2 separate regions of the Mus musculus genome follow, and region 1 is linked to region 2. Evidence: chromatin loops called from intact Hi-C (ENCODE). Cell type or tissue: left cerebral cortex. All regions are shown on one strand. Links, peaks and the distances in the headings refer to the core of each region. The heading gives the core; the rest is flanking DNA. Region 1 has its middle 13 kb from the start of Hmgxb4. Region 2 has its middle 3.2 kb from the start of Large1.

Region 1 (4,397 bases), core at 133-4,132, 1.6 Mb before region 2:
TTAGTATAAGCTTCATGTGACCATGAGTGTCTGGCAGCCTAACTCCTGAGTTAAAGCCCACCCAAGAGCTGAGAAAGTCTCCATTGCTCTTACAGACCACTCAAAATGACCACATCTTTTGCAGGAGCCCATTAGCCAGGGGGTTGGAGGGTACTGAAGACCATGGAGAAATCAACTTCTTTATCCTTTGGGGGCCTGGGGAGCTTTGCAGGAACTAGAGAGTCCTCTACCTTTTCCACGTTGTAACTGGGGCTTCAGTGGTGCTTTATGAAAACAGTATCTATGGAAACACAGCTCTTACCTCAAAGCAAAGAAGAAATTATTCTGAGGCAGATACCAGGGACCATTGCCTAGGAACACAGATTCAGGTTGACTGAATTTCCAATGGGAAAGCAATTACATAAACTTTTTTTTAAAGTTACAGAACAAAAGGAAGTCATGAATCGAAGCATTTACCACATATATTGGTAAAAACATCAGACAAATAGGTTACATGAGACTGTGCAGTAGGTCTCAGATGCTTTCGAAATGACTAAGAAAGCCATTTTGTGATTTCATTTTGTTTGCTTAGACAGTCCTCAGCCCTCTACCCACTTCCCCTACTGGTCACATCTCCGATGGCAACACGCTTGAGATTTCCATTGTCTTGACGATATGTCCAGATATATTAACAAAAATAATTGGCAAGTTATGTCTAAAACAACTACTGACCCTCATCTAACTGTAATGTACTGCTATGGCTTTGCCTTTTAAAACTGCGTATCTCTGAACTTGGGCACCAAGAGACTTTTTGGAGCATGTTCTTGGTCTGGCTATCAATAAAAACAGACTTAAAGCTTTTAATTAGCTTAATTGGGCTGGTTGTCAACAACTATCCCAAGTGGATTATTACAGCATCTGATGACAAGCTTAGCCTTCAGATTGGTTGAAGTTAGTTAGTGGTCTGTTAAGTTTCATAATGCATTCTAAAAGATTTTACCTGACAGTCAGAAGGATGTTAGGTTAGATGCGGAAATGGGCAAAGCTGGTGGATGTGACAGGGACTAAAAGTAGCCCAAGGTCATTTGACTACGTTTGCTGTATCTCCCTCCCCCCTGCTGTCTTGAGTTCTTATCAGCCAGTCTTGTAGCATCTCTAATGTGTGTCTTTCTTGGTTGTTTAGTTTTGACACAGGGTCTTCTTGTGTAGACTGAGCTGCCCCGTTGCCTTGGGAGTGCTGGGATTAAAGGTGTGTGCTAGCAGGCCAGCAGCTTTTTTTTTTTTTTTTCCTCCTTGGGAACTTTAGTTTTCAGTAGGAAGACTCTTTTCCTTCAGAGTTGACTCAAAAGCAGAAAAAGAAGTTAGCACAAGCCTGTGTCCATACACTGTAATACACCAATGGAAGCACCATCTCCATCCTTTCAGCACTCTCTGGAGTAGGTAGGCGTAGGTATGCATTTAGTTTTAACAAGATACCGTTTATTTACAGACAGGGTATGGAAGTTCGGAGGGATACAGTAAGTAACACTCCAGCTGTAAATAACTATCTGGATGTTGATGTGTGGGCTGGTAACATCACACAGCTGGAGCCCCCGAGCAAGACCATATGAGGACAAATGAGACCATGCCTAGAAAGCTCTCACTAGCCTTTTTGGAATAGTGAATGTGTTGGACTAGAGAATGTGTTCCTGGTATTCTAGCTCCCTCAGTCCTTCCTCCAAGAAGCCGCTAGAGGGCGCAGCTAGCCCAGTTCAGCGTGCTGCCTGATCCTGAATTGCTTACTATAAAACTAAAAAACCCTTCAGTTTCCTGGACTCTCCCCTGCACGGACCCCTTCTATTTTTGTATTCAATTTTACATTTATCATTTTGCATTATTTTTTCCACAAAGAAATGTCCAGGAACAAAGTCAGTCTCTCAAATCCGTACGCAAAACATTGTTTGCTCAAGGTTGGGGCATTTGAGTGTCCTCTGGTCTGAGCAGACTGGTGAGACTTCCTGTGGTCTGCCTGTGCCTTACCCCAGCTTCCTCCTGGACAGCTCGAACTTCTCCCTGCTTGATCCCTCAAGCTTGCCATCTGCAAGTGAATAGCAAAGGTACGTCAAGAGGTGAACAACCCATCAGGGTATTGAAGTTACTTTTGTCTCTTCTTTGAGGTTCATTTCTAATTTAAAAGTTTGGGTGATTTGGGTGGGACTTCACTTTTAAGTCTCTTCCTATTGAATCTGGAGGTCTAACAACCCGGTACTGCAACCAGAAGAAATTAGGAGACAGAGGCTGGTGGGATAGGTTTATACATTTCAAAGGCTTATCTGTTAGTAACAGGATGTTGGGTTAGACAGAGAAGGCAAGGAACAGCTGTTTGGGTGAGTTCAGACAGCTTAAGGTGATAAATTGCAATTCGGCTCAACACATGCGTCGTCCAGTCTCCACACAGTGATTGAAGTTCCAGTGACTGGCTTGCTGAAAGGTCAGTGACAGGTCCAGTCCCTTTCTGGAAGTTCTTCCTCACCGATTCCTGGCCTGCCACAAAACCAGATTCTTTTCTCTCTAGACATCCGTTTTGTTTGTTTTGTTTTTGTTTTTGAGGTATATAGAGAGCTGAGCCTCAAACACTAACTTGTGAGCTCCTGGCCAATTTTCAAGGAGGTGGATGGTAGTATTTCCGAGGCTACCACCGTAGGTTGTCCTATGGCTGTCACAGGCATGTGCATGTATACTGAACAAACAAACAAGTGGACACATCAACCATCCCCTAATTCTGCTCTTATAACTGTAACAGGCCCAGACCTTAGTAAACACAACTGACTCCATGATGTAAGTCCCATTCACACTGTAAAACTCAGCACACAGACAGTAGTATCACCTGCCAAAGCTAAAACAAAGGCCTGATCCATCAATGTCCATAGTTCTGGGAAAGTCTCTAAATGTACTAACCTTGCTTTTTGGCTTCTGTAGTTCTACTTCTGGCTAACTGTTCTGCTAAACGAAGTATGTCAAGAAGGAATATGATTTTTGTATCTGAAAGGTCACCCTGAGGAGGCCCAGTGCTACACTGCATCCTGAACACCCAGTGTAGTTGCTGGGCAGCTAATAAAGACTTTATATTGGCTTAAACCCATGTCTGAGTGGTCTTCTCTGGTAGATAACTCACATCACACCCCCTACCCCAATTGGCAAAAATGAAAATAAATCCAATGTATGTATGTATGTATGTATGTATGTATGTATTTGTTGTTGTTGTGTTGTAACCCCAGAATTACTGATACTAGAGAAACTTCAGTGTTGTACAGACAGTTTTCCCACCAGAAGCTCCCATTCTTTCTCCCCCTTGCTGCAAGCAGGATATGTAGACAGCTGCTTTCTGTACTATGTCCTCCTGCAGCAGCCAGGGACTCCCTCCTCCTCCCCTAGTGTTAGAATGGCACCTCCTCTGTGTCTCCACAAACCAACCCTCCTGCTGATAAGCAGCAAAACTCCAGGTACCTGTCCTTGAGACCTTAGAGAAATAACAAGCTCAAGGGAGAGTATGGAAAAAAAGGTAAACAGAGGTCAGGTCACAGACAGTTACAACTGGCCATAAAATTAGTCCTTGAACAGACACCCCTCTCCCGCTTCAGTACTATTCCACACTCTTCTCCCCCTTTCTGTGAATATTCACACTCTTCCTAACTGTACTGTATATAAACCCGATGTTTTCTGGACTCAGGGTTGCCTGCTGGTATTCACACAGTAAGTGCTAGGTGGGCAAACTGAGTTCGATTGAAACAATAAAAGACTCTTTTCTGAGTTGCAGCGGACTTCCCAATTCTTGGGTTATTCTGGGTTTCCCGTGGACTCAGGGCTCAACAGTGTTTGTTTTGGTTTTTTCCGAGACAGGGTTTCTCTTTGTAGCCCTGGCTGTCCTGGAACTCACTCTGTAAACCAGGCTGGCCTTGAACTCAGAAATCCGCCTGCCTCTGCCTCCCAAGTGCTGGGATTACAAGTGTGTGCCACCACTGCCCGGCCTCAGTTGTTTTTGAAACAGAGCTTCTCTGTGTAACAGATCGCTGGCTGCCCTGGACTTGCTTTGTAGACCAGGCTGGCCATATCTCTAGCTCCCCTAATTTTCTTTAAAATACAGAGAAGCTTTGCTGTCTCACCACTGGTTCCAAGACAGAATGAGTAGACACGGACCTAACTTCCAAGACTTTGAACCAAAATAAGAGGCTTCCTGTGAGGAGATTAACCTAGGTCATTTATCATAGTAACAGAAAGCTGGAATTGTCATGGCAGGTATGAAAATACTCTAGCGACAATTTTGTGCTTCCCCTTTGGCTATCAGACCCCTCAGACAATGGACACTAAGGAATTGGAGTTTCCCTAGCAGCTGGAAGAAGGAAAAGACTGAAGTCTGGTGGGAAAAGCATGTCACAAAC
Region 2 (4,397 bases), core at 272-4,271:
TTCTGACTAGTGGGATACTTCTAAGCTTGGGTTCCTCGTCTGCATGTCCAGCACAGTAGCCACCAAGTCTTGTGTAGCTGATTAGTCTTTCCCCTTCTCTATTTCATTTTCTCACACCCTTACCCGATACCTAGGTTCAGTTGTGCTGTTATAGCCAAGTATCTGAGAAGGAGTACTTTATAAACAATATAAATGTATTTCTTACATTTCTGGAGGTCTCTAAACCAAGTTTAAGGAAGTATTAGGTTTGTTCTCTGAGGAGGGTCTTCTTTACATCACAGAGGGAGAAGCTGTGTCTTCTTACACGGTGGAGGTGGAAGGGCAAGCATAGTGTGGAAATACTGTCCTCAACATGACAGGAGAGTGAACTCATACATTCCTATACAATTTTAATTCCATCCATGAGGACAACTCACAATTTACTTGGCTCCTAAGGTCCCATCTGTACATTCTATCACGCAGGGAGTCAACACATGACTGCTGGGGTACACTGAAACCATCCATTCTGCTTTTTGTAGTCACCTCCCAAATTAGTTTCCTATTTCCCAATCCTTGCCTCTGCGTTTTATTTTTTTGAGGCACACTGACTGAGCAAAATAGGAAAAGGACAGATGATGTTAGTGGATGCTGTCTATATCCCACTCATGGACAGATCTGCTTGGTAAGTAGAACTCCAGTCTCCAGCCCACATCTATTGAATCAGCTTCTGCCTTGTAACAAGATCCCCAGGTAATCTTATCATGAAAGTTTTTAAAGCAAATAGAAGAGGGTGGCAGTGGTGGGGCAGGGGTGGGGATGGAATAGGGAGCAAGAAGTGGGAGCCCACCCAGTCATCTCTGCCCTTTTAACTCACTTATAAGTTATGCATTCCATATATACGTATATCGAAAGCTGTACATTCCTACCTAGTATTTCCAGAACACAGGTTTTTTTTTCCCTTATGTTTTTGTTTTACATTTTTTTGTTTTGGGGGTCTTCTGCTACACTAGCTTGAAGTCCTGCTTTGCCAGGACCTGAGGAAAGAAGCTTGCTTAAGTGTTCATCTTGGCCTCTTTAGCACCAATGCATTCTTCTTCTGTCTACAGAGGGCTTCCTTTCCTGTTCTCTTTTATCATAAGGTGTCCAGGGAGCTATGTCTTGACAAGGTTTGACGCTGACAGTTTCTCACAACCAGTAAGTGAATACACTCTCATTCCTACAGACAGTGGCATCCTAGAGCCAAATCCATTCTAATTACCAGGCTCTGAGGTCCGGGGTAGCAAGGCTTCCAGAAGTTAATAATGCTATTTTTGGATTACCTATAACCAGCCTGCTTAATGAACATGATGATGAGTAAATAAAATATTTTTTCATCCCACAAAGAAAGACTATGTCCTCATTCTCTCTTTTATGTCTCGCTTCTGGACTTGCTTTGTTTTCACTTAAATTATGTTCAAATCACACTTTCATTAGTGTTAATTTGCTGGCTTTTATAACAGTCTTTAATTTTTCACCAAGCACCTTCTTTCCTGTGTCTCCCTGATGTGTACATTTTGTTTTGTCCAGGAATGCATTTTGGTTATTGGCCAGAATGACAGAGGAATATTTCATGCTTGATGATGATATTTTCACTTGAAATAAGTCTAGGTTGAATATTATTTACAGATATTGGAGAACAATTCACCTTCTTTAGCCTGAGCTCCTGGGGGCATTCTCAGCTCTCATAAAGGACATCTTTACCTTACTTAGTTGTAAAATGGAGGGTAGAGAGTATGAGATTGCTAAAGACTCTGAAACCTTAAACATTAGAGTGCTAGACATTGCACCCTACTCAGATTTAACGTGACATTTAGTTATTGACAAATGTAACACTATTAAGATATTGGAATCATCCCTTGTTGACTGGTCAGTGTCTCCTGCTGCAGGCTCCAACCTGAATCATTCCCTCCGCATTCGATTATGAGTTGTATTTTTTCCTTTCTCTAGAATCAACACCACATTAATGCTACTTACTCACTGGAACTCGGCCTCCATGATGGTGATGGAGAGTTGGCTTAATGTGGTAAAGTGCTTGCAAACATGAGGAACTGTCATAAAACATTGGCATGGTAGTGTGTTTCTGTCATCACAAGATCAAGGAAGGAGATCAGGAGGCACTCTGGCTTTCTGTCTAGTTTAGCTAAATCAGTGAACTCCAGGTTCAGTGAGAGACTCTCAAAAAATAAGATTGGAAAACACTGAGGAAGACACAGAGCATGGACATTTGACTGACACACACACACACACACACACACAAACAACCAGGCTTCTGCTTGTTAACCTATAGCTGCCTTGGCTTCTGTTGGTAGATCCATTGGTATAAAAGTTATTAAATCCTCTCTGCAAAGTTTCAGTTCCCTAACTACCCACCTCTTGAGGAATGTTCAAATATTCAGAAAACAGTCTCCAAATATTAGAAGAGTGAACCTAGCTTGGAAAGGAAGTGACTTTTTGGTTGACTTTGAGTCAATGGATGCAAAATTCCTTTGGGGGAGGAGTGAGGGAGTCAGAAGTCTGAAAAGCTAGAAACAAAATTCTTGTCTCCTAAGTTAAAATCTCTATATCATATTCACTCTTGACTTGTCTTTAGATCCAAGTTGAAATAGGTACTCAGAAAAAGAGGTCAGAAATCAGGGAGGTGGGAGCTTTTTTTGCCTTCCACTTTGAGATGCCTTTAGGGCCCCCTAGTGGCCATTTTAGGACCTCCAGTTTCTTAAGATTAATTCTGTATGACCCTAACAAAGAGAGGATAGATGAGAAAGGAGGGAGGATGGATGTGTGGGAGGGAGGGCGAGTACAGCTTTTTCACTGGCAGGTGCAATGTTGGTGTAAGGATAAATAGCAGTTGGTTTATAGGGTACAATACTTTCCTGTTTCTCAGTTCTCAGCGAAATCTGTGCTGACTCTTTAGCAATAACAGATATATCTCCTTCTGTATTTTATTCTGCATTCCTTATACTATCTTATAGCCAAAATCTTTTTATGACATTTGTATCTTGGTTTGTGTCAAGGAGGCATAATTCCTAGGCAATCACCTCCAACTTCAGGATACACACACACACACACACACACACACTCAAACCACAGACTTACATTTGCTTAGACTGTGAAATTTAAGAGCTTAACAGTTCTCGAGAGGAAAAATTTAAAATGAGGGAGAATTACCAGTGGCGTATGGGGGTTATAACAGTTTAACCAACTCCCCACTTAGCCCATTCCTTACATCAGTGGTGTACAACTGTAACCTTGGGTTGATTGAGAGAAGCTTTTTCACATTCAATGAGCTTGTTGACACATGCTATGCAACATCAGGAAATCTGGTAGTAACTATGGCACCTCACTGACCCCAGTGAACATTGCTTCCGCTTTACCCCGCTCATATTTTTCAAGATGTAGACAAAGTACCACTTTTGGGCCATTTTAATGGAGACATTTCTTTCCCACATTCATCATATTTGAGTTTCTGATGTTAATTCAATTATTTCCTCTTTTGCTTGTGAATTCCAAGACTCTCCTTTCCCTTATTAACATGTTAATGTATTGTAATAATGCATTTTTACACCATTGATGAACTGAAGCGAAGCGATAAATAAAAAGAAAGCACACATTACTGCTTCAATTTTACCCAGTTCCAAGGTGGGGGCTGGTGTGGGGGAGGAGGAAGAAAGTAGAAAGGACTGCCGTTCTGCAATAAAATAAAATAAAATAAAATAAAACGATCTCTTTGTTTTCTGGGAGTTCTAGAACAAAGCTGTATGTTAGAGGAAGAACTGAGCTGCCTTCGAGCTAAAAGGCTTGGCATTAAACTTTGACACTTTAATGGCTTTTAGGATATTAGATACTATTTTACCATATAATGTTCTTTTCCGACACAATAATGGCATCAAACCCAGATACGATTTGCTATCCCTGCAACGTTCGTGGTAAGACTTATTCTGGTAGAGATAAGACATCAGGACCCCAGCATCGCAGTTAACTATTCCGAAGCAACCGCTACCTTCGGTTCGCATCCTCCAAGACTTAGGCTCCTACTGATTAGGTAAACAGCGCTGGGAACTGAGGGAGAGCCCCTGCTGGTGGTAAAAGGGGTCCTGGCTTCTAGAGAACGCAGGGAAGCCGAGAGTGTCGAGCAGGTCAAAGGACGGTCCAAGGGTGTAGGTATCAAGGCCAGAGCTGGGGATGAGGGATGGGATCAGAGAGGAGCTGGATCTTCGAATGCGAGATTAGAGTGATGCTCCACCTCGGGTAAGATAGTCAGCTCAGAGTCCCGAGATAGGAAGCCCTTTCTAAGGCATCCCACCTCTCTCCATCCTCCCCAGCCATTAAAAGACAGTGGGTGGGCTGCCGGAGGAGATAAGCGCAGGGGAAGACAGAGATTC

Evidence for each region. A loop is a pair of places that touch in the nucleus more often than their neighbours do. Peaks named below come from ENCODE experiments on the same cell type or tissue, not always from the same donor. Only the 100,000 strongest peaks of a DNase experiment are listed, where the experiment ranks them.
Region 1: it touches region 2 in a loop (5-fold over the local background); 1 of 42 quality-filtered maps calls a loop at or near these places.

What each region holds. Positions count from the first base shown.
Region 1 is chr8:74,978,175-74,982,571 of GRCm38, reverse strand. No RefSeq gene overlaps it. Among named protein-coding and RNA genes, the nearest start is that of Hmgxb4, 13 kb to the left of the region's middle. In left cerebral cortex, for the core only: a CTCF peak has its summit at 1,701 (motif pointing right); a DNase peak (open chromatin) is centred at 1,717.
Region 2 is chr8:73,354,522-73,358,918 of GRCm38, reverse strand. No RefSeq gene overlaps it. Among named protein-coding and RNA genes, the nearest start is that of Large1, 3.2 kb to the right of the region's middle. In left cerebral cortex, for the core only: a CTCF peak has its summit at 2,700 (motif pointing left); DNase peaks (open chromatin) are centred at 585, 2,720 and 3,238; H3K4me3 peaks cover 1,446 bases; H3K27ac peaks cover 1,555 bases.